5 separate regions of the Mus musculus genome follow, and regions 1, 2, 3 and 5 are each linked to region 4. A link is a loop called in an ENCODE intact Hi-C map of the cell type or tissue named here. Cell type or tissue: heart. All regions are shown on one strand.

What was found. Peaks named below come from ENCODE experiments on the same cell type or tissue, not always from the same donor. Only the 100,000 strongest peaks of a DNase experiment are listed, where the experiment ranks them.
Region 1: it touches region 4 in a loop (3-fold over the local background); 4 of 42 quality-filtered maps call a loop at or near these places.
Region 2: it touches region 4 in a loop (10-fold over the local background); 5 of 42 quality-filtered maps call a loop at or near these places.
Region 3: a loop joins it to region 4, with 1.9 times the contacts of the local background. A loop is called at or near these places in 7 of 42 quality-filtered maps.
Region 5: a loop joins it to region 4, with 2.5 times the contacts of the local background. A loop is called at or near these places in 7 of 42 quality-filtered maps.

What each region holds. Positions count from the first base shown.
Region 1 is chr7:140,134,911-140,139,910 of GRCm38, reverse strand. Mtg1 (mitochondrial ribosome-associated GTPase 1) reads right to left here and starts at 2,347. Exons shown (of 11, transcript NM_199301.2): 1 at 2,138-2,347; 2 at 1,528-1,592. The coding sequence starts at 2,246. In heart, a CTCF peak has its summit at 2,291; a DNase peak (open chromatin) is centred at 2,220; H3K4me3 peaks cover 1,390 bases; H3K27ac peaks cover 1,299 bases.
Region 2 is chr7:140,099,973-140,104,972 of GRCm38, reverse strand. Fuom (fucose mutarotase) reads left to right here and starts at 2,567. Exons shown (of 6, transcript NM_026928.4): 1 at 2,567-2,666; 2 at 3,304-3,372; 3 at 3,571-3,641; 4 at 3,785-3,883. The coding sequence starts at 2,582. In heart, no CTCF peak of the experiment used is centred here; a DNase peak (open chromatin) is centred at 2,642; H3K4me3 peaks cover 1,387 bases; H3K27ac peaks cover 1,328 bases.
Region 3 is chr7:140,113,742-140,118,741 of GRCm38, reverse strand. Echs1 (enoyl Coenzyme A hydratase, short chain, 1, mitochondrial) reads left to right here and starts at 2,321. Exons shown (of 8, transcript NM_053119.3): 1 at 2,321-2,435. The coding sequence starts at 2,348. It also overlaps a transcript of Paox not described here. In heart, no CTCF peak of the experiment used is centred here; DNase peaks (open chromatin) are centred at 2,251 and 3,071; H3K4me3 peaks cover 1,704 bases; H3K27ac peaks cover 1,923 bases.
Region 4 is chr7:140,033,610-140,038,609 of GRCm38, reverse strand. Tubgcp2 (tubulin, gamma complex associated protein 2) reads left to right here and starts at 1,936. Exons shown (of 18, transcript NM_001286007.1): 1 at 1,936-2,263; 2 at 4,812-4,997. The coding sequence starts at 4,848. Zfp511 (zinc finger protein 511) reads right to left here and starts at 2,219. Exons shown (of 6, transcript NM_027201.1): 1 at 2,004-2,219; 2 at 1,717-1,790; 3 at 1,189-1,390; 4 at 970-1,094. The coding sequence starts at 2,156. In heart, no CTCF peak of the experiment used is centred here; DNase peaks (open chromatin) are centred at 1,929 and 2,199; H3K4me3 peaks cover 2,747 bases; H3K27ac peaks cover 1,534 bases.
Region 5 is chr7:140,122,904-140,127,903 of GRCm38, reverse strand. Paox (polyamine oxidase (exo-N4-amino)) reads right to left here and starts at 2,219. Exons shown (of 7, transcript NM_153783.4): 1 at 2,022-2,219; 2 at 1,089-1,578; 3 at 197-396. The coding sequence starts at 2,178. In heart, no CTCF peak of the experiment used is centred here; DNase peaks (open chromatin) are centred at 753, 1,753, 2,253 and 4,903; H3K4me3 peaks cover 1,399 bases; H3K27ac peaks cover 1,062 bases.

The DNA of each region.
Region 1 (5,000 bases), 100 kb before region 4:
GAACATTTAAGAAATGGTGACTCCTGTGAAATCCCACCCAGATAACCTCAAACACCACCCATCCTCACTGGAGATGCTGCTGCCCACAGCTATCCTCAGCTATCCCAGTCTGATGTGGGACTCCACCATGTGACATAGGCAGAATGGGGCTTCTGCCCCTTCAGCCCTCCCAGTAGGATCTGGTACAAGGATCCTAAGGCCTCTGCCTGTCCCATCTGGCACCCAGTTAAGCTGCTACCTCCATCTAGATAGTCCCTCTTTCACAGCTGACCAATCCATTCACAAACCCAAGTCTCCAGGCTCCTGTCCTAAGATGCTACAGAAACCGCTACCCAGCACAGACCTCCTGCCACATCCTAGATTCAGTTAAGTGTTCCAGAGACTGAAGGAGGACAGTTCTCTCATCATACATGCTGAAAATAACAAAGTTTTACTTTTTAAATAATCAAATATTGGGAGGAATGGTGGACACAACTTTACTCCTTGCACACAGATCTATGTGAGTTCCAGGTCATCCTGGTCTACATAGTGAGCTTCAGGCCAGTCAAGACTACAGTGTTAGACCCTATGTCAATAGTGGTGGTTGGCGGTGGTGGTGGTGGTGGTGGTGGTCACATCTGGCAGCAGGTGATATTAGATGAGTAGACATGTATAGCCTAAAACAAATACACCAGATGTATTATTGCTAAAGTTCCTGAAGTTCTCTGAAGGCTGAAATAGTTCCTATTCTCCATGACTATTTCCAGAGACTACCACCAGTGGCAGCAGGTCCCCACGCCCACCACCAGCTGCTGTTCCAGGGGCCTGGTGGTCTGGCATCCCCACGCTCTTCTAAGGCTAAGTAAGCAGGATGAAAAACTCACATGCCAACAGAAACCAAACACAGCTTAAATGCAACAAACAGTCTGAGAAGCACCTGCCAGTAGACATGATTGTAACTTGCCAATTCTTCAATTAAGGACAAGAGGAAAGGACAGGTTAGTAGGATCATTTCATCTCCGGTTTCATAATTTACCCCTAAAAATATCAAAGTAAACAAGAGGCTGAGACAAATAAGATATCAGATGGGCCGGGCGTAGTGGCACACGCCTTTAATCCCAGCACTTGGGAGGCAGAGGCAGGCGGATTTCTGAGTTCAAGGTCAGCCTGGTCTACAGAGTGAGTTCCAGGACAGCCAGGGCTATAAAGAGAAACCCTGTCTGGGGGGGGGGGGGGGGGAGAGATATCAGATGGGAGCCTAAAAATAAAAACACCAGCCTAGACCCCACGAGGGAGATTCTGATCTAAAAGGGCCCTAGCTATTGATGTAAAAGCCTCCCGGGAACTCTAATGTGTAATGAGAATTGGAAAACACTGCTTTATGTCCCAGTAATTACAAAAGAAGCTGTCGCAGCTGTAGACATAATGATGGACCAGAGGCAGAGCAGACTAAACTGTCTGAAGGAGATGGAGAGGAACCAGGAAAGCATCCTGCTGCTGCCTTTACAGTCGAGCAGAGGTGCTCCCCTCTACAGCGTAAAAGGATATCCTGGCGTCATGAACCTCGATAACACAATCCACCGACTTCAGACTGCTCTGCATCTTCTTTAGTCCTAGAAAATAGAGGGGCACTAAGGAAACAGCCAAAGGGGGCAAGTTTAAGTTCTCCTAGGGGAATACATCTGAGAACCATCAGTGCACACAGGGTTAAAGGAGGCAGCATTCTGAGCCACGTTCCACGGTGCCCCGATGGTTCTGGAAGGTACATTTCACACAAGATGGTCTTAATCAGGAAGTTCCTGATACTGTGCGGACTTAATACCCTCACTGCACAGAAACACTGAGGCTCCGCACCGCAACTGCCACCTGTCCACTCACACTCCCGGCGCCTTTTCTGCCACACACTATAATCTCGCATGGCTGCGGCAGCCAAGACCACAGCAAACAGCAGCCTAGGACCGCACTACGTCTACAGCTGCCTGGGGCCAAGTTGTGACCTATAAACTCAGACATCAGCTTGCATGTGACTTAAAGGGACCACTCAGTGCGTCTCAAAAGTATCAAGCACAAAACAGCTCTCCAACCCGATGCCAGGAAGGCGAACCAAGGAACCGCCAGGACCGGCGCCCGTGCCGCCTGCAGCCCATGCTGGCCTCACCCTTGGCCATGTGGCCGGGGAACCAGCGTGCTACATCGTGACCTTGCAGAGGGAAGCACTCGCGCCAAGCGCCCCGGACGGCACCCCATGCCTGCGGCCACAGCCTCATGTCACTGGTGTCGGAAGAGTTCGCAGTCGGACCGCCTCCGCCAGGGCCTGGATCTGCTCACAGGGTTCCGGCGCGCCTGGGTTCCGTGCGCGACTGCGCATGCGCCTGACTCGAGCACTCTGGGATAAGCAGGGGCACGGGGTTGGCCCGGTAGTGCTCCATTCTCAGGATTCCTGAGCTTATGTGAGGTTCTTTTCAGGGATTTGAAGATAGTCTCCTTTTTTTTCTTTTGGAAAGACGATATATATATATAAAATATTATATTTGCTCTTATGTTGTGGTTGCGCACACTTTTTATCCCCAGCACCAGAGGCAGAGGCCAGTAAGTGGCTCTCAGTGTGCTTGAGACCAGCCTGGTGGATTCCAGAGCCAGTGCTACATGGTAAGACAGAGAAAAACAACAACAAAAAGACTCAATTTCATTTATTTATATTTTTTCTCATTTTTAATAGGTATTTTCCTCATTTACATTTCCAATGCTATCCCAAAAGTTCCCCATACCCACCTTCCCACTCCCCTTTTTTTGCCCTGGCGTTCCCCTGTACTGGGGCATATAAAGTTTGCAAGTCTAATGGGCCTCTCTTTCCAGTGATGGCCTACTGGGCCATCTTTTGATACATATGCAGCTAGAGACAAGAGCTCCGGGGTACTAGTTAGTTCATATTGTTGTTCCACCTATAGGGTTGCAGTTCCCTTTAGTTCCTTGGGTGCTTTCTCTAGCTCCTCCATTGGGGGCCCTTTATATTTTTATTTGAAGTGTCTGTGTATGCCATGTGTTAGCGGATACGCCCAGAAGCCAGTGGATCCTCTGGACCTGGAATTACAGGGGCTTTTGAGTTGTTTGACTGGGTGCTGAGAATTGAACTTCAGTCCTGTGCAATAGCAGCAATCATTCTTAACCTCCAAGCCATCTCTCCAGTCCCAATCTGGAGATTTTTCACTATATTCCAAATCTTTCAGGTTTGAGGATATATAGCATGGAGGATAACAAGCTGGCCTGGCCTAGCATGCCCAAGATTCTAGGGTTTCATAGGGAAGCCAGAAGAAATTGGGCTGCTGGCAATGAAGATGTGGCTTCTCCATGGTGGGAAATTGGCCTAGAAATTTAAACTTAAAATCTAGGCACATTTTTCTTCCTTTTGAGACAATATCTCACTTTGTAGCCTACGCTACCAAAACTCAGGCAGGTGTGACAGCACACACCAGTAATCCTAGCATATGAGAGATTTGAGGCAAGAGGGTCAGGAACTCAGGGTCAGCCTGAGCTTCATGAGGCAGTCTAAAAAAAGTCGTCTTTCTCCCTCGTATACTCATATAAATCAATGTAAGGAAATTGAGTTGTCCCCTATCAGTTCCCGGGCCTGCCTTAGAACTTTCAAGTGTTACACACACACACACACACACACACACACACACACACCTGTAATGCCTCCATTTTCAAGTGTGACATTTTAATGTAACTGTTATAAATACCGACTACATTCCCATTAATACAATGAGAGTGAAGTGGGCTTCATAGTTGTAAGACTAAATGCAAATCCAGCTGCTCCTGGTAGAACAGGCCTGTGATACCAGCTAAGGATGATAGAGGCCAGGGGAAGCCAGGCATTAGAAACTACCCTAAGAGAGACACTATCTCAAATAAAAGGGGTTGACATGTAACTCAATGTTATAATGGTTGCCTTGAATGCAGGAAGCCTTGGGTTTGATACCCAGTACTACTATCACCCCCAGGCCTCCAGACAGGCACATACTATAAGCCCAGCCCTTGTGAGACTGAGGCAGAATAGAAATTTCAAAGCCAGCCTGGGTCAGAGTGAGATGTTGTCTCAAAAGGAAAATGGGGGAGTCCAGTGAGGGGATGTGCCCAGATTGTAAGTTTAAAGTCCTAGGTCTGTCAAGGCAGTCTCCATCATGGAAGAGCCCCAACCCATCCCTAGCAGCTCAGATCCTCCTGGCAAGCCTGTCCCCCGTCCCGCAAAGTCACTCCTCTGAAAACTGAAATGTGTCCCTGAGTGTCAACAACAAAGACTTTTGCCCTTGAAAGATCTGTGCTTTCTCAGTCCTCAAGCTGTAGACTACAGTAAAAACCTGTTAGAGTACTGGCTTTCTTCCATGGTGTTGCAAGGGCAGCCTGGTGACATTAAAGCAGGAAGTGTCCTTATGATATAACATGCTTCATGACAAACTGCTGGGATGGGGGCTAGGGCAAGCCTTAAAGACCTGAAGGATGAGTAGCCAAGCAGAGAGCTGGACTGGACTGGACAGAAGCAAGCCTAGAGCTGTTTCAAAAGTGTAAACATAACAAATACAAGCAGGAGGGCTTGCCCTCAGCCATGCCAAACCTGGGGCTAGTGACAGTACCATGCTGTGCAAGGATGGGACAAGCTGGGACAAGCGTCTCTGCAAACTCTTCGAGCTCCCTCTGGAGCTCCACCCTTTTGAGACAATATCTCACTAGATAGGCTCGCTACACCAACCTCTCCAGCCTCAACCATCTCCAGAGGAGATGTGCAAGCCCTGTGGCAGCTACAACATGAGGAAGTTAATAGTCTAAATGTCCTGTCTCCGCTGTAACCAGGAGCAACAGACCTGTCCTCTGCAGCTGCTGTGACGACAATGAGACCAGACTACAAAAATATCCAAGAGCCTGACCTACCTAGCACACTCCTCACATCTACCACACACACCTGGCTCCCCAGCACCCTTACTCCATATTCTCTCATTCACCACGCCCTCCCTGTGTTTGGCCAA
Region 2 (5,000 bases), 66 kb before region 4:
TCATTCGAGTTGTAGTAGATGTGTTTAAAGCCTAATATCTTATACTGAGATGAAGACTTGTCATTTATTCTCACAGTAATGTGATACTTATTTTTAAGCCATCTCATATGCATATTGCGTATACATATTGATCAACATGTATATGTCTTGAACTCCCGAATGTAAGCAGTCCTGATTCCGCCTTCCAGATAACTGTGACTGCACTTGCATTCCCCCATCCTGAGCCAGATAATACATATGGACAGTGCCTGGCTTCCCACCATCTGGGCTACAGTGCATGGTAGGACAGTGTCTTAGTCAGGGTTTCTATTCCTGCACAAAACTTCATGACCAAGAAGTAAGTTGGGGAGGAAAGGATTTATTCAGCTTATACTTCCACATTGCTGTTCATCACCAAAGGAAGTCAGGACTGGAACTCAAGCAGGTCAGGAACTTGAAGGCAGGTTATGATGTAGATGCCATGGAGGAGTGTTGTTTACTGGATTGTATCCCCCGGCTTGCTCAGCTTGCTTTCTTATAGAACCCAGGACTATCAGCCCAAGGATGGCACCACCCATAGTGGGCTGGGCCCTCTCCCCTTGATCATTAATTGGGAAAATGCCTTACAGCTGGGTCTCATGGAGGCGTTTCCTCAAGGGGGGTTCCTTTCTCTGTGATAACTCCAGTTTGGGTCAAGTTGACACACAAAACCAGCCAGTATAGAGAGTGACCTTCTACCCTGGCCCTAGCATTTTGGTAGAATTTTGGCTAGGATCCCAAGATCTGCTATGCCCAGAGCGTCCTTGTGGGGAAATGACTACCTAATTGCTGTGGCAGAAGGGCGTCAGAGCCACTCTGCAGCACCTTCAGTACCCATCAGTGTGAGAGTGGAGACTCATACGGAAGCAATTTCCATCTGAACTGCAGATGTTTGCACAAATTTCACCCAGTGGGGAAAGGCCAGCTGGGGGCTACATAGTGAGACCTTATCTCAAATAAACAAGAATGGGGTTTGGAGAGTTTGAGGGTTGAGACCTGCCTAAACTCCAGATTAAGACATACATCATAACCAAGTACTCAAAGTTTGTTATGAAGTTAATACAGAGTCCAGACCGTGGTAAGTGACATGGTCCACCGTGTCACCCAACCAGAGCTTCCTGTTCTGGGAGCCAGACCTCAGGGCCTTTCTCCTGGTAAAGCTCACTTTTCCCTAGAAGAGGGCATTGGATTCCCTCAAACTGTAGTTATAGACAGTTTCGAGCCACCACGTGGGTGATAGGGATCAAACCTGGGTCCACTGGAAGAGCAGCTAGTGCTTTTAACCATTGAGCCATCTCTCCAGCCCCAGTGTTCACTTATTAAAGCTGGGCACACAAGAAAGTATGTGTTAGCCATTGATTGACACACAGCATAGAATAAACAGGCAAAGATGGCAACCACCCAATAGGGGAAGCCTTGAAACTGACGCATTGAAATCATTAATCATTCGTTTTATTTTGTTCTTTTTTTATTATTATTATATGTAAGTACACTGTAGCTGTCTTCAGACACTCCAGAAGAGGGAGTCAGATCTCATTACGGATGGTTGTGAGCCACCATGTGGTTGCTGGGATTTGAACTTCGGACCTTCGGAAGAGCAGTTGGGTGCTCTTACCCACTGAGCCATCTCACCAACCCCTATTTTGTTCTTTTAAAATATGCTTTTTTGCAAATGCTGTTCCTGCATTCATCCCTGTGTACCACATCTGTGCCTGGTGCCTCAGAGGCCAGAAACAAGCTATGGATCCCTTGGAACTGGAGTTACAGATGGCTGTGAACCACCAACCCCAAGTCCCTTGGAAGAGCAGCCAGTGCTCTTACCCACTGAACCATCTCTCCAGCCCCTCATTGGTTTAATTTCTGTGTGTTCACTGAGCACATACCTCAGTCATTTGATTCTGAAAAGTGGGACAGTGTTTAAGATGTCTCGTGGGAAATTCGGCTCAACCCTGGGTCTAGCATAGCTCTCCCAGGCCGTTGTGTTAGGTCTGCTCTAGCAGAATAGGAACCCACCCAGAGCCATCAGCTTCTAGCTGACTCCTGGCTTTAGAGTTCAAGAAAATTCGATGTGTGCAGACTACCCTAAGAAGGCTCTCCCCTGGTGATGCTCTCAGCTACTTAAAACTATTTGGTCTCCAGGCCCAGTGCAACCTGGGGGTTTGATTTGGTTTTGCTTCTACTGGCTTGCCTCCTGGACTGGTCCTAATCCCTTGAAGGCATTCACAACCGAAGCAGAAAGCCCTCCCCTTACCTCTCACACTTTACCTATCACTGCCACCAAGCTGGACAGCAGTGGCCAGCCATACCAGAGCCATCTGGATTGGGGCATCAGAGATCATTGGGCTAAGGCTGTGCCTGACCAGTTTTCACGGATGCTTCTTAAGGCATTTTTCTGCTTCCCACACAAACTTATTTTCTGAACTTTCCCGCAATCTGCCTGGCTTCAGAGTTTTGCATGTCACCCCAGTTACCCAGCTGTTGGGCCCGCCTCTCCTCTGGCCCCGCCCCAATCCATGTGGCACCGCCCGGATGACAACACCCGCCCCCTACCAATCCTGCGGCCATGGTTGCGCTCAAGGGCATCCCGAAGGTGCTGTCTCCTGAGCTGTTGTTCGCGCTTGCGCGGATGGGGCATGGAGACGAAATTGGTGAGCACGAAAAGCTGGCAGCGCGGCCCTCTGACAGGGGTGCGATCCTCGTAGGAGCCCTTAACTGGTAGCGTTCAGGAAAGACTGTGGACACTGCCGCAATCATCTTGCCCTTCGGAGCAGGAAGCTATTCAGCTGCTTGAGGAAAGAGCTGAGCTGAGGCCTGAGATTGGACCAGGTCATAGAACTACAAGAAGGGCAAACCAGGTCCAAGTTCAGCGGCGGGGTAATTCCCAGACGTCCCACATGACTTCCCAGGCTACCGGGAGATCTGCCCGTTTCTTGATCCGTGGTCAGGTGCTCTAGGGCAAGGCGGGAAAACACAGAGGCCTCTCTCTCTCTCTCTCTCTCTCTCTCTCTCTCTCTCTCTCTCTCTCTCTCTCTCTCCTTCTCTCTCCTTCTCTCTTTCTTTTTTCTTAACCATCTGAAAGGGATTACGGGGTGGCCCACGATCTGACCCACTAACTGGAGTGAGAGAGATATACTGGTCTGGCTTGAGGACATCCCAGATGGTGGGTGGACTGTGCTAGTGCACAGGGATGTGTGGCTTGTAGATATCTGTGACTATGTAAGGTGACCATCTGGGAGGGAGAACTGCACTGATTCCAGCCCATCTTTCGCCTTTCTGTCTTTCCAGTCCTTGCTGATGCGAACTTCCCTACCTCCTCCATCTGCCAGTGCGGACCTGTGGAGATCCGAGCAGACGGTGAGCACCACGGGGCTGGGGTATGAGCACCACAGGGCTGGGGTGCAAACAGTCCTGGTTCCGTGGCCTCTCTATCCTGGCCCCTCATTCCGGTTGGCTGGTTGCTTAAATTTTGTGGTCCAAAAATGAAAGTTGTAGACAGGTGGGGTTGCAGGTCATGGTGGGAGCAAAAGCCTGAACCCAGCTCTGCCCTCCTAGGCCTGGACATCCCACAGCTTCTGGAGGCTGTGCTGAGGCTCCTGCCCCTGGACACCTACGTGGAAAGCCCGGTGAGGACCAAAGGCTGAGCTGCTGATCCGGGCCCGTTTCCCCTTTGCTAGATTTCATATGGCTATATATGCCAAAAGGGCCCCCTCCCTCAGAGGAGCCAGGGAGGTGCCTGAGGCCGCAGAGCTCACCCCTGTCTCCCCAGGCTGCTGTCATGGACCTGGTGCCCAGTGACAAGGAGAAGGGCCTGCAGACCCCGATATGGAAGCGTTATGAATCCCTTCTTCTCGAAGCTGACTGTAAAGTGAGTGCAGCCCCAACCATGGGACGCTCTGTCTCCTGGCATCTGGGCTCTGAAGGGTGAATCGTGGGAGTGGACAGGGAAGAGGTGTGTCTGAGCCCTGTGGCCACCTCCCTCTCTTCCCAAGCCTCTTCCCCCCAGAATCCTGACTTATCCTATCCGCCCTGGGAGTTGGTCCCATTTGAGCCAGAGGATTGTGGGCTCCAGGATGGGGTCCCCTCTAACCTATAGATGTACACCCTCACCCTAGGTCTTGCTCTTTGCCACCTCATTCTTGCTAAGGTCTGCCTGTCACACAGCCCACATCCCTGCCTGGCAGGGGACACACCTATTCTCCAAAGGAGCCGTTTGGTCTGAGCAGGACCCCTTGAGTACTCTTGTCCTAAGCAGGGGACTTTGAAGGCAGATAAAAAAACCAAAGATATTTATGTAACAATTTGTAACAGTACAAAATTACAGTTATAAAATAGTAATGAAAATAATGTGGTTAGAGGTCACTTCAGCATAAGGTATTAAAAAGTAGTCACAACATCAGGAAGTGTCTTAGGGTTTCACTACTGTGAACAGACACCGTGACCAAGGCAATGCCTATAAGGACAACATTTAATTGAGCTGGCTTACAGGTTCAGAGGTTCAGTCCATTACCATCAAGGTGGGAGCATGGCAGCATCCAGGCAGGCATGGTGCAGGCAGAGCTGAGAGTTCTACATCTTCATCTGAAGGCTGCTAGTGGAAGACTGGCTTCCAGTGAGCTAGGATGAGAACTTAAAGCCCATGCCCACAGTGACACACCTACTCCAACAAGGCCACACCTCCAAATAGTGCCACTCCTGGGCCCAAGCATATTCAACCATGACAGGAAGGTTGAGAATCACTGATCTAAAGGCTTGCTGAGCTGAGTTCATACCCAACAGGCACCTTGTCCATCACAGGCTCAGACAGAGAAGAGATATAAAAGATACCCCTTGTCTCTGGATCCTTGAAACTCCAGCATCAGGAGAACCAGAAGATTGGAGCCTAGAAGACCAGGGTTCCATTGCTGCTGCCTCCTGGCTATCTCCTGATGAGGGACTCAAATCAGGAGTCCACCTAGAGGACTTTCAGACAAGGTCCCTCCAAC
Region 3 (5,000 bases), 80 kb before region 4:
AAGACCTTTACCAGATGTAAGACTTGTAGAAAAGTTTCTCTCATCTTGCTTGTGTCTTGTGTCTCGACCTTGATGGTCTCCTCTGAAACAGAAGTTTTTTAATTTTGCCAAAGTCCTTGATAGTTGTGGTGGCTGTTCTTAATTGCCAATGTGACTACATCACAGGGAACATCTGTGAGGGATTTTTCTTGGATCATTTGAGGTAGGAAGGTAAGCCTATATCTGGTCTTCTTACCTCGAATGATCCAACCAAGAAAAATCTCTCATGCACCCTATATAAAGAGCACAGAAGAAAGAAGTCTTTGCTTTCTGCCTGCTCACCCTCGTTCTCACTGGCCAGTTTTTACAGCCTGATCCTGAGGATTTCCTCATCAATATTAGAGCTACATCTTCTGGATTCCAACTACGCTGAAGACCAGCTGAGCCCTCCAGCCTTGTGGACTGAACTATTGGATTCTTGAACTTGCTATCAGGAGACAGACACTATTGGGTTAACTGGGCCAAAGCCTGTAAGCCATTCTAATCATAAGTACACACACACACACACACACACACACACACACACACACACACACAAAAGAGTCCCAGATCTCATTACAGATGGCTGCAAGCCATGTGGTTGTTGGGGATTGAACTCAGGATCTCTGGAACAGCAGCCAGTGCTCCGAATCTCTGAGCCATCTTTCCAGCCCAGTATTTGCAGTTTTTAAAGCATCCCAGAAAACGTGTGTGTGTGTGTGTGTGTGTGTGTGTGTGTGTGAGAGAGAGAGAGAGAGAGAGAGAATTATATCAGTTCTATTCCTTTAGAGAACCCTGACAAATACAATATTCTCACTCTTTAGGTGTTTATTCCTTTGTCCCTAAACTCAAGAGAATATTAGGCACCTAACCTCAACACCAGTCCTGGGTTGTTAAATAAATTGTGTTTGAGACATTTCATTTTGGAACTACTGTCATGGTTGCTTAGCCTATGCTAACACAGAGACCTGGAGCAAAGGTTTGGTGGTGGTCTGTTTCTGTTTATATTCTATCTTAGTCTTGAAATAAAGTTTGCTGACTGTTCTATTCTGGTTTGGATTGTTTTCTTTAAAGTATTGAGAATCCAAACCTACTCCATCTTGGGACCAGCCTCTATCTAAAAGAAAAAAAAAAAAAAAGCCTGAGAACTTGACCTACAGAAGAACCCAGGTTGTACCCACGTACCAGGAAAGACCCCATGGCTTGTCCTTGGCCAGCGTTACTCTGTAGCTACTTCCTAACAACAGTAAAACAAAGACTAGCCTGATTGTTTCAGATGCACTTTCAGACCCTTTGTGACTGAATACAGTCGGCTTACAATAGACCTTCAGTTAGATACTTTCCAAGATGGACACCCCCTCTCTTACCTTCCATTTCTTGTAAAGCCCTGTCCAGATGAGAGTTCAAGGCTTCTCTGCCTTCCCTTCCTGTCCTGCTGTGTCAGGGTTGAGTTGGAGGAGAGGGCCCAAGCCTGAGCCTGTAATAGAGACCCTAATACTATTACATCGAAAAGGCTCCTTGGTGGACTTTTGGGGTTCACAAACTTCCCGGCATAACAGTATCAAGCTTGCTTTTGTCTGGAGATTCTGTCCTTTATCTCTATCCTAGGGTTTGCAGGACCAGGGCAAGAATACAAATGAAGGCCTGATAATACTTGCTAAATATTTTTAAGTTATAATTCAAGATAATTTACGTGAACAAAACATTGGCTTTCTTTTAAATTTATGTGAAATCTTCTCATCTTGTAAAATCACAGCTATTTCTAACCTGGTGTTATGAAGCTAGTCAGTTGTCATGTAAAGAATACCTCTGGAGCAGGGTATAATGGCTCATGCCTTTAATCCAAGCATTTGGAAGGCAGAGGCAAATGGATCTCTGTGAGATTGAGAAACAGCCTGGCCCATAAGGAGGGTTCCAGCCAACCAGGGCTATGAAGTAAGACCCTCACACAAAGCTAAACAAAACCGTCTTGCACTTTACCGCTTTATGCTTTATTACTGTATCTGTGATCGCGTCTTCCCGTAGTTTTTCCCCTGGTCAAGAACGAAAGCATACGGCCATCACAGGGGAAAGGGCACAGCCATGTCTCCCAGTCTGGCTTCGTAAACCGGGCACCCGCCAAGGGCACACCACCAAAGTGATGCAATTAACAGACTACTCCAAGAACCGCAGCCCAGCACCCCACGCTGCCCCACCCCGCCCTCTGTACCAGCCCGCTCAGGTCACGGGTCCACCCCTTAAGCTTCCGTCTTCATCCCGCCTGGGATCTGGGGCGGAGCGATTCTGCAGGCGGGGCGATTCTGTGGGCGGAACACATCGTCTCTCCGCCATGGCGGCCCTGCGTGCTCTGCTGCCCAGAGCCTGTAGCTCACTGTTGTCCTCAGTCCGCTGCCCAGAACTACGGCGCTTCGCCTCGGGTGAGTGCGGACACCGGCGGGGTGCGTCACCCCACCCACGTTGGGTGGTTTCTCCACCCATAACCTCTGGGTGGTCCCTAAACCCCGGCCTGCACGCATCCTCACTTGATCCTGGCCCTTCTCTCCTAACTCTAGATCTTTTGTCTGACCCCCTACTTCCACAAGCATGCACTCCCAACACTTGACTCTGAAGTACCTGGACCCTGGATTCGAGTACGCATCCCCACACTAAACCCAGATTTCCTGCAAGTGACCACTGACTCTAGCTTGGTGATCTTCCTTCTGAGCCTCCAACTCCAGCGCTCGACTGACCCCTTCCCAATTCCTTACCCCGTTCCCCGCTCCTCAGTCTGACCTTAGTCTCACCTTACAAGCCCAGCCAGATCCTAGCACCTCGAAGCCATGTCTAGTGGGAGGGCTCTGGGTGTAATAGCTTCTCAACGCTCGAACTTTTATGAGTGTCAGCTGGGAACATGCATGTTGGTTGTGAAATCCCATGTGTTTAGGTAGCTTTAAGAGAATGTGAAAGTAGGTTAAGTAAGACAGCCTGGGTATTGGGAAAGGTTTGTCCATAGTGCCTCCTGTCTAGTCTCTGCTGTTTCCACAGTCTCTCCTGATCGTGTCCTTCAAGCCACCCAATCAGCGTAGCCCATACCGACACACCCACTTTCCTTCCTAGCCAGCTGAATAGTTCCTCCCTTCCCACTCCTTGGCTCAACTCCTCTACAGACTTCTAGTACTCCACTGTGAATTTTTTTTTAATATTTTTTATTTAGTATTTTCCTCATTTACATTTCCAATGCTATCCCAAAAGTTCCCCATACCCTCCCCACCACTCCCCTACCCACCCACTCCCACTTTTTGGCCCTGGCGTTCCCCTGTACTGGGGCATATAAAGTTTGCAAGTCCAATGGGCCTCTTTCTGTTGATGGCCGACTAGGCCATCTTTTGATACATATGCGGCTAGAGTCAAGAGCTCCGGGGTACTGGTTAGCTCATAATGTTGTTCTACCTATAGGGTTGCACCTTTAGCTCCTTGGGTATTTTCTCTAGCTCCTCCATTGGGGGCCCTGTGATCCATCCAATAGCTGACTGTGAGCATCCACTTCTGTGTTCGCTAGGCCCCGGCATAGTCTCACAAGAGACAGCCATATCTGGGTCCTTTCAGCAAAATCATGCTAGTGTATGCAATGGGGTCAGCGTTTGGAAGCTGATTATGGGATGGATCCCCGGATATAGCAGTCTCTAGATGGTCCATCCTTTTGTCTCAGCTCCAAACTTTGTCTCTGTAACTCCTTCCATGGGTGTTTTGTTCCCAATTCTAAGAAGGGGCAAAGTGTCCACACTTTGGTCTTCGTTCTTCTTGAGTTTCATGCGTTTAGCAAATTGTATCTTATATCTTGGGTATCCTAAGTTTCTGGGTCCACTGTGAATTCTTAACCACGTTCTGGGGCAAGGGTTCCTCCTGAATCCCAACCTGGATTGGCTGTCATGTCCTGCTTCCCGGAATGGTAGACAGCCTACTGTTCAGTAACGTACCTCACACTTAAGTTACAACGGAACAAATCACCCAGAACACAGACCTTCACTCTCAGGTTTACCTCCCTCACCTTAAGTCTGTGGGCTGCACTCCCCAAGTCTGAGCTGGTTGGCCCTCCAGATCTCCTAGAACAAATGGTGCATTGGATCAGTCTCTGTCCCACCAGGCATACTGCTCCAGCAGGCCCGGGCTCTGGCTGGCTCCCGCCTGCTGTCTGCTCTGGAAAGTGCAGGCATATGGGGAGAGGGTGAATGTTCTGTGCTAGAGTTTTCCTTTTCGTTCCTTTGATCGTTTGTTGAGACACTATCTCACTATGTAGCTCTGGCTGGCCTGGAACTAGACCAGGTTAACCTGGAACTCAGGAAGATGCACCTGCATCTGTTTCCTGCGTGCTAGGGTTAAAGGTCTGTGCCGCCGCCACCATGTCTGGATAGATCATATCCAGAGCTACAGGCTGGAGCAGTAAGCATAGTACACAATTCCCTGTCAATACCTGTTTCAGTACAGAACTGATAGAATGAATATATATATATATATATATTATCTATTCGTTGGGAGGGGGGGTATTAGAGTGGCTTACAGGTTGTGGTCTGAGTAGTCCAACAATGGATGTTTCCTGAAAGAAAGGCCAAGGATTCAGTAGTTATTCAGTCCAAGAGACTAAATATCTCAGCAGGCCCAATCTGATTTTGGAGTCCAGAAAACTGCTAGAGAGCTGAGGGTCTTAAGTGTATATTGGAATCTTGAAGAACTAGGTTCAAACACCAGAGAAGGAGTGCCTTAAGAGTAGATTAGTTACCTGGTGGTGGCACACACTTTTAATCTCAGCACTTGGGAGGCAGAGGCAGGCAGATCTCTGAGTCCAGGCCAGACTGGTCTACATAGTGAAATCCAAGACAGCCAGAGAAACCTTGTCTCAAAACAACCAAAACAAACAAACAAAAAATTAGGTGAACTTGCCATCAAGAGTGAGAGCAAGCAGGCAAAGATCAAAAGTTTCTTTCTTCCATGTTGTTGTTGTTCTT
Region 4 (5,000 bases):
TACTGAGTTATAGCCCAGCCCCCAAATGTCTTTCCACGAGGGAGAGATTTACTAAAATCAACTAGATAACATAGATTCTTGCCACTACTTCCAATGAGCTAATCCAGCTCTGTAGAAATCGACAAGTATTGAAGACTCAGATCTCCTGAAGCACTCCACCGTGCAATGGGGCTCTGCATGATTGAAAACAGACTCCAATTCAGACACATTTTATTTGTTTGTCTTTGTGTGTGTGCTTAGGTGTATATACTCATGTGTGTGGTGTACGTTTATATGTTGAGGACCAAAGACAACCTCAGGTGCCATTTCCTAGGAGCCATCTACCTGGATGAGACGAGGTCTCTCACTGGGACTCAGAGCTCACAGATGAGGCTAAGCTGGCTGGCCTAACTCCAGAACTCTCTGTCTTCACTTTCATGGTGCTAGCATTGTATGGTGCACGCCATACTTGGATTTTTAAGGTAGGTGCTAGGGATTGAACCGCAAACTTATGCACTTCACAGAATGAGCTGTCACCTCATCAATGCACTACCAAAGGATCATGGGAGTTCATGGAAAGGAGTCACTTTTTAAAGGAAGCAAAGAAGCATTATTCTAAAAGTTATTCCAGGAATTATTCTCCTTAGGGCAGTCTAAACAGTCATGCTAACAGACAGCTTTGTTGGCAAGTTTATAAAAGTAAGCAGAGAGAGAGAGAGAGAGAGAGAGAGAGAGAGAGAGAAACCCTAGGGGGTTCCATGGGAGAAGTGTGAAGAGCACACAGGGGATTCCATGGGAAAAGCACACACACTTGGGACAGTCCCCAGTGCCCTGCTGGTAGCATCAGAGGGCCATGGAAGACACCACACCAGCACAAGCACTTGCTAGCACCTCACCCTCTGCTCTGTTAGTGTCCTCACTAAGATTTGATTACAGTGTCTGTTCCCAGGCTTAAGACTGGGGACAGTCACAACTGGGTCCCTCACGTACCCTCTGTTCGTCTTGGGCTTATCAAATCGGAAATCCGCAGGGTACAGGTGTAGCCTCACCATGTGATCCTTCCGGTCTTGGCTGGTCTTGAACTTCTCTGGGCAGCTTTCAACCAAGCACTGGTACTACAAAGAATAAAGTGTCACCTCTACTCTCACCCTGCCCTAAGCCCTAATCCCAGTCACCACTGCAGATGCACCCAGTGCAGTCAGCACCCACCATGTCTTGCCTCTGGGCCAGGATCTGAAACAGAGAGTCGTGCCATTCCAGGATGTGGACATCCAGCAAATGCCCAGAGGGGAAGGCACGGTTGCAGAAGGAGCAGGTGTTTCCATGCATCATGTGGTAGTGGTGCTGGTAGTCTTCTATGGCGGCAAACACTTGGCAACAGCCAGCCACCTGACAGGTGAACTCAGGCACCCTGGGAAAGGAGGTGTGTCTCTTGGAAGAATGTTTCCCCCTTCCCCCAACTATCCCAAGGCAGGAATTCCGGCGGAACTTCTTACCCATATTCCAGCTGAGCCTGAAACAAGAAGAGCGCTTCTTGTGCCACCCCAAACCTTACTAACAGACTAGGGGAGGGAAGTCCAGCCAAGCCATGCTCCTGTTAGGGCAGGGTGGTGCTAAGTGGATGCTACTCGGGTGTCAACTGGGAGGGGTCGGAGTCCCAGGGTGTAAGCGGACGAGAGAGGAGGAATCAGGATAGCGCTAGCAAGCCGAGTAAGGCCTCGAAGCCAAGGTGCTCACATGGATTTTTCCGGCGTCTCGGACACTTGCGTGAGCATGTCCTGCAAGTACAGGTGCCGCTGCACATCCCCATCCTACAGAAGACACGCGTCAAGAGCTGTGGGTGGACTCCGGCATCGAAGCCACGCCCTACAGCTCGGAGCCACGCCCCAACCCATAGAGCTGTGTCCAGCCCCTTGATCCGGTCCACAGGTCCGGTCCCCACAAGCCCCGCCCACAGCGACAGTCTTGCTTCTAGGCCCCTCCCTGTGGGGCTCAGGACATCTTCCGCCCGGGTTGTCACGCACCTCGAAGAATTCGTGATCCCGCGGGAAGCGCACGGCACGCGGCGCGAATCGGAAGGGTGCCTCCCCAGCCGCAGGGTTCCTCTCCACGGGCAGCGGTTCGGCTGCCCCCGGCTCCCCGGCCAGGCGGGAATATAGTGCAGGGGGAAGCAACATCACCACGGCCGCCGCGGCCCTTCGGCCACCGTCGGAGGGGTGGTGACGGACGTGACGTCTACTAACTTCCTGTGGCGACCCTGCGGGGCGGGACGCGACGCGCGGAGGTGAGTCAGGGCTGGGTCTGTGTTGTGGCGGGAACTGGTCGGAGAAGGGCGGGGCTGGAGCCGGGCGCGGGATCGGGTACCGGAGCCAGGCTGGCCTGCAGCGGGGAAGAGCCTGATTCTCTTGGGCCTCTGCCGCCGGCGGTTCCGTCCGCCAGCCCGGGCTTGTCTCGCTCCACGGTGCGACTGCCTCTCTGGCTCTTTCAGTCCTCTCCAGGAGTCCAATTGGAGGCAGTGGCCTTGGGAAGTTCGTGGTTAGTGTGACTCCTCTCTTGACAGCCCCGCGGTGACTGCGGTGCTGGCCTGCGGGTTTTCTGCATCTGCTGCTGGTGCTCGGGGTTCAGGGGTGAAGGGATCAGGGCCTGCTGCAGTAGAGACAGGTGTGGAAAGAAACCCTAACCTAAACAAAAAGACGATCGAAACGTGCGGCTGACACTTTGAGGGGCTTTAACTTTGCTCCTCTACCAAAGTAGGTCACCCTCCCCCAGTATGAATATAAGTGTCAAGAAAGAAGGGACGCTACTGTTTAATAGATACAAATGAAAGCCTTTTGGGATTATTCTCCCTCTCTCTCAGCCCAGGCCTTGCTCGGTCTGTTTCTCTTTCTCTCTGTTCTGGATTCTTCCAAATGTCTCTGGATGTTTTCTCTCTTATTTATAGTAAAACCTTCCCCCTAAGGAGAGGGACCTGGGGAGCAGGGAGAGGCACGGGCGGGGGGGCGAAGAAGAGAAGGAGGGAGGGATGAAGGAAGGAAAGCCTTTCTGTAATTAAGCCCTGGAAATGAGCGTTTCTATGTCTTTAGACAGCTGCTTATGACCAGGCGTGATATCATCTCTCTCACTTTTGTCTCTGTAAAAGTATTTGGATTCTTGACATTTTGCAAATGATAAAATGTTTTTGACAGGCCATGTCTTGGTTAGGTGTTTTGTTTTGTTTTTTGTTTTTTGTTTTCGAGACAGGGTTTCTTTGTGTATCCTGGCTGTCCTGGACAACTCACTTTGTTAGACCAGGCTGACCTCAAACTCAGAAATCCACCTGCCTCTGCCTCCCAAGTGCTGGGATTAAAGGCATGCGCCACCACTGCCCGGCTTGGTTAGGTGTTTTGTTTGGGGGCTTTTGTTTGTTTTTTACTGTGTAGTCCTGGCTTGTTCTGAGACCAGACTGGTCTTGAACTAGGAGATCTGTGACTGTCTGTGCTTCCTAAGTGCTGGGGATTAAAGGTGAATGTCTCACACACACACACACTCACACACACCCAGGCCAGCCTGCTTTCTTGCTCAGGGGGTGGCACCCCCACACACAGTGATCCAGGCCTTCCCCCATTAGTCATCAATCAAAGAGATGCCCCATAGGTATTGATTACAGGCTAAATCTGATAGAAACAGTTTCTCAATGGAGATTCCATCTTCTCAGATATGTCTAGGTTTGTGTCAAGTGTACAAAAGCCAACCGGCACAGGCTGGTTTTATTATCTAGGAGCCTGTAGTGGTTCTCAACCTTCCTAATGCTTCGACCCTTTAATACAACAGTGCGTGTATTGCTGACCCCCAACCATAAAACTATTGCCTTACTACTGTTACGAATCATCCTGTAAGTACTTGATATGTAAGATATCTGACACGTGATGCCGGTGGAAGAGTTGTGGGGTCTTGACCCACAGGTCGGGAACCTCTGCTCCAGAATCTTCCCTCTTCATACCTCTCTACCTCCACCCCAACTTTGTTTTAATCATTGGCCGTTAAAAGTATGCACCTGACTTGCTCATGATTGGTTATGCCAGACTTGCTAATAAATAAGTTGTGCTTCCTCTAGAACATCTGTGGTGATTAATAGAGATAGATACCCAGGGATGTCAGAAGGTCAAGCAGGCAGGCTGTTAAGACTCGGTCAGCCTTCTTTACAGGTGTACCTTTCAACTGTAGCTTTGTCTCCCTGTATGTAGGACAATTGTATTAACATGACTGTCCCTGTCCCTTGCCAGGTAACTGCCAAGAGTGTCTCTCCTGAGACATATCTAAAGGCTTAAAGGAAGCTATTTAGAGATGAGAGAAGCCCCCTTTCTTGTAACTATCTGCAAATCATGAACAGTTTATGGTTTAAGACCTGGGTATGGCCTTAGGAGTGGGAAGTTTTAATATGTCTGGACAGAGACAGTAGCCTTGGCCTGTGCCAGCTCCCCCAAGGGCAAGATCGTTGTGTCTACCAGGCAAGGGCCAGAAAAACTCAGATAAAATAGCAGATCTGCCCCCTGGTCGCCCAGGGTCACATGACGATGGACGGAAGTAGGAGAACCAGGCTCGAGGGGTCCATTTCAGTGATTTACCTGGTACAACTGGCTCCTTAAGTGGTCGTGTAAGCTGGGAAACAGTTGGAAGCTCTGTGGGCACGGGTACGGCAAGATCTCAGCAGAGTTTTGATAGACCAGCCTGCCAGGGAAGGGGAGAGGCTGGCGGTTGACGTCACCTTGGCAATGGTCTTTCTGACAAAGGCTTGAGTCAGTCGGAACAACTTTAGGTTTTAATGTTATAAACACCTTTCTTTCTGCCTTCAGGAAAACTTGGTTATGTTGGTGTCTCAGAGCTAAACTATGAGCGAATTTCGGATTCACCATGATGTCAATGAGCTGCTCAGCCTGCTCCGCATCCATGGCGGGGATGGGGCTGAGGTCTACATTGACCTGCTGCAGAAGAACCGGACGCCGTATGTCACAACCACAGTCTCTGCCCACAGTGCCAAGGTG
Region 5 (5,000 bases), 89 kb before region 4:
CCAGGTGAGGCAGGACGGCTACAACTGCCAAAAATTATGGTGGAGTACTTTTATTCACCTGGAGATCCTTAGCATGAAAACATGAACTCAGCAGCTCAATAAATATCCAGAGCCAAAGAAGGAGAAGAACCAGAGGCCTGTGATGCCTGGGATAGGGATATAGACAGGCAGCTTAATCAGGATAAGTGATTTCTACCTAATGGCACTGTGACAATGACATGATGTGCAGGCAGGCGGGCACCATCTTCACACTCCACCAATACGGGGAAGGTCTCCCCTGGAAAAGCAGCTTCCTGGAAGGACCCATTCCAGTGAATGGTCTTCACCGGCTTGTCAAAAGCGACCGTATCCTTGGGCAAGGAAGCCAGTATGCGGTCGGTAAGTCCTTGGTAGCCACTAGGAGAGACAGAAGTTGATGTGTCTGTGAAACAGGCCCTGGAAGGGGAACTGGCAGAAATAAGCCACCCAAGATGCCACCAGCATCCAGAGGAGCATCGCTCAGAGCCAGAAAGAGAGGCAACCCCTTAAAACACAGAACCATTAACATCTGCATCCGGACTAATGAGGGTCCCATAAGTCAATGAACACAACACTGACTGGTTCCCATGAGAACCGGAGTTCCCCACCACCACACCAGCCCCAGGTTTGCACACTTCCTACATCACAAATCCTATCTCCTAGACAGAAGCCTTGGGCCTGATGTTAGGGGTGTGGGTGGGAGGTATAGGAGACCAGCCCCGCCCAATCAATGTCTTTGTTCCTAGAAGCAAGCACAAGCCTGCCTGCCATAGGGAAGGAGCCTGCTTGGCTTCTCTGCACTTGAAGGCCCTTGAGTAACACCTGGCACAGGAGCTACCCTAGGATATCAGAAGAAATGAGCATTCAAGATACTTCCTCCTCAATTCCCTAGACGAATCTTTGCTTAAACACAACTAGGAGAAAGAGAAACCAATCCCTCTGAATGGGGAGGGCAGTGCCCTCACCTGCCCGCTCCAAGCCTCCTCCTCTCTCCCCTTCTCCCTCCTTTCTCCAGTCTAGTGCCTCTGCCTGGACAGTAGGGACAGAGCTGGCAGGGCTATGGCCCATACCCAGCCAAGATGCAATCCAGCCCAGGCAGCACTGTATACTCCCCGAACGGTGCAAGAGCCACCAGGTCCATGCTGTGGGTGCCGCTCACACAACACTCTATGTTGAAGAAAGTATTCAGGATAGCCAGCTTGCGCTTTCTGGTGTCCTCATCATCCTCGGTCCAGCTAGCCACCTGCTGACTTATCTCCTTCTTCAGGAACTCTCCAACACTGGCCATTGGGGTTTCAGATTCATTCAGGAATTCTCGGGTCCGCTCTATCAGTCCATAGAACAGACGGGCCATCTCTGTCATCAGCTCCAGGCTCACACTTGTTCCAGAGCTGGACCAGATCATGGAGGGCAGGGCCACGTGCCCTCCTGTATCCACAAGCTGGTTCTCTTCCGATAATTCTTTCTCCCCCAGGAGCCCGAATTCTGCAGCCAGCTGGAAGACAGGATTGTCCTGGGAGGGCCCATGGATCCAGTGTGCACCCAGCTCCACTACACCACCTAGGAGGGCACAGGAAATGCTACCTGGAGGCCCTCTCCCCAGAAAAAGCAGCCCCACCCTTTCGCAAGCATACTCTAGGAACACCTTGAGAGTCACATGGTCCCCTTGTATACCAGGACCAAGGGTCCTGTTCCTCAGGGTAAAGTAGTTCCTAAAGGCATGGCTTGGTCAGACCAGATTTCGGGAACTCCTGGGGAGGGGCGAGACAGCCTGTACAGGCTTCCTTCACTTAAGGAGAAACCCGAGAAACCCCAAAGCTGAGCAAAGCAACTGCGGGACCCTAGGTTGCCTTCCCTAGAGAGTACTCTCCTAACTTTAGGCAGTTGACTTTCCAGGCTCAGTGAACGGAGGGTGTGTTCCTTTACTCCGGGAGCCAAAAAAGGAAGGCTTCCTGGCTCAGTAGGAACCGGATGGGGTCTGGGGTCGACCAAGGAGCGGTTACCGAAGCAGCGTTCCGAGCGGATGCGGCCCCCGGCGCTGGCGGTGGCCTCCAGAACCCGCAGGTGTGGAGCAGCCCGGTGGCTGCAGAGCTTCTGCGCAGCGCCCAGCCCCGCGATGCCGCTGCCCACCACCAGCACCCGCGGGCCAGGGAACGCCATGGCTAGCTCAGGGTCCTCCAGAGACCTGGCCTTAGGCGCCTTAGCAGAGGCGGGCGGGGCGGGGCCAGAGGCGGGGAAGAAGGCGGGGTTGTGTAGAAAGGAGCGAGTGAGTGTGCGTGGGACTGGAGGTGGGACGAGGGGCGGGGCCTATGGGGAGCAGAGGAGGGGCCAAGACGGGAGGAAAGCCTTGGTGAACATTCGGAACTGGACTGAAGGAGAGGAGATGGATGTCCCTTGGCCTTCACTGTGTGGTCCACGTAGGCTTGCGGCTCCCAGAAGCGCTCAAGCTCCAAGTGCTCTGAGCAGCCCTCCTCCTGTTTGGACCCGCCTATAGTCTACTTAAGAAGGGTGTGGCTGTAGCTACTACTAGGCAGTGTGAGCCTAGAACCCCATAGAGATGCATAGTCTTCCAGAAGCATCCTTCCTGGTTCGTATCAGAGCATAGAGTGCGCCATAGCTCTAGTCTCCTTTCCACTGGCCTGTCGGCTCACAGTGAATCAACCCGCTTAGAAGATAAGTTCTGTCCTGTAACCATGCTGACCCAAAGCACAAAGACAGGGATCTTGTAAGCTAAGAACACTGTTTTGGCCAACCACTCAGCAGGCTGAGGGGCAAAAATGTCCTTGACCAACGTACTTGATCCCCTCATTCACTCAGAGCTACTAGCTGTGGTATAGAGAAATAAAACTCACTGGTTGTATGCTATGGGGAGGGGGTGATGGCTCTGACATAGATGGGAACTGGGCATAAATCCGCGTCTGAAGAGGATATATGGTAAGGGCAGGAGGCACATGCCCTCCCCTCAGCTACAAAACATCACTCTTGTTCACTTTCTAAGTTAGAGTGTTTAACTGGATCTTGGGAGTTGGGAGTTGAAGCTGCCCTCCCAAGCAAAGATACCAAAAGCATCCCACCCTACATTGAGGAAACTAACCTGGAGACAAAGAGCTACCTGGTCTGGTTCATTAAAAATGCCAGTCTTTAATACTCACTATTTTCCTCTACACAGTTTTAAAACTTCTAACAAGTTGGTTTCACAAGACATAGAAAATCAAGTTGGAGCAGACATGAAAACTTCCCTCCTGCTTGCTAGTTTGCATAGTGTCAAAAGCTGCTATGCAGGCTGCTGTAGGAAAAAAGTTATCAGCGGCATTGCTCTGTGTCAATTCCCACATGCTACAGGACTGTCAGGGACCTTCTGCTGTTTTGCTAAATGATCCTGTTATCAGACTGCCTTTTAAATGTTGGGTTTTGCCTTTAAAATGTTGGGTTTTCATGCTTCTCTCAACCTTGGCCAGAGGTGCTTCTTCTGCAGTGAGCAGCAACTAGTACAGAGACTCACAACTAGTCCGCGAGCTGAGAATAAGTGACCTATGAGTGTACAACATTAAATGAAGTATCTGTCTCAGCCTCCCCACCCCCACCCTCAACGCTCAGGGAACATCAAGGAGAGGAAAGGGAAAGAGTGTAAGATCCATGGAGTGGAGAGATCCCACGTTGCTCTTCCAGAGGACTGGAGTTCAGTTCCCAGCTGAGCACCCACATCAGGTGGTTCACAAGCCCTGTCACTCTGGCTCCAGGAATCCCCCTTCCAGCCTCTATGGGCAACCATGCATGCATGATGTACACACATAAACTAAAAGCTAATAAATATTTTTAAAGTTTTTCTTAAAAATGTAACAACCAGAAGATCAAGACGAATGTTATGAGATGCTGACTTCTGGCCATGAGGTGGCCATGAACATTCTGTAGCAATGATGACCTACACAGTATCAAGCCAAGATCTATCAACATCCTAACAAGCAGCACTAATTAGATTCAGTGAATTACAAAAAGGAGGAGGAGCCACGAAGAGGGAGAGGATATGTTGAAGATGCTTGGGGGAGTGGGAAAGAGAGTTAAAAATAAATATCATCAAGAGATCTCATTTATATGTATGAAAATGTTACAAGGTAAATAAAAGATCCTTTAAAATTCTGTTAATAGAGAACAGCCTGGGACCCAAGTACCCTTCCCCTACAGACTGGATAAGTTAATGTGTATATTTCCTAGCTTCTCTTTAATCTTTTCTACATAATTGGTTTTATGTTTGGGAGGGATCACAATCATGAAAAATGGAGATCTCAGTTAGCCCAGGCTGGCCTGAAACTTGCTATGCATTTTCTGCACTGCCCTCATGGGGTTGCCATGCACCCACCATGCCTGGCCTTTCCTGTACCATTGTGACCCTGCTAGAGGAAAGGCGGAGTCTGCGGTCAAACTGTGAGTAGACAGTTCATTTACTAATTCCTATTTTAATTTCTGTGGGATACAGGAAAGTCGAAGTTGAAACTTTTAACAAAGTGGCTGGTAGTAACACGCTGGGCCTCTAGCGGTACAGGGCAGGGACAGTTTAAACAGCCACATCCCCTGGAAATAGCAAAAGTCATAAAGCTAGCAAGCTGCTTGACACAGTTCCAGCCAAGCTGAGTGGAATGCTGAGCTTGCTGTCGTTCTGTCTGTCTCTCAGTTTTAGGTTTTGGTTTCTGTGTGTTGTGTTCTTGGAGACTTTCTGCATTGTGACTCGTTTTATGTCTTTTCCTGGTTTTATGGAACTAGCTTTAGCCACTATTTGGAAGTCTTCCTTGTGCCTTGAAGATTCTGATAAGCTCAGTGTACTGGCTGGGTTTGTGAGTCAACTCGACACAGCTGGAGTTATCACAGAGAAAAGAATCTCCCTTGAGGAAACGCCTCCATGGGATCCAGCTGTAAGACTTTTTCTCAATCAGAGATCAAGGGTGGAGAGCCCAGCCCATTATGGGTGGTGCCGTCCCTGGGCTGGT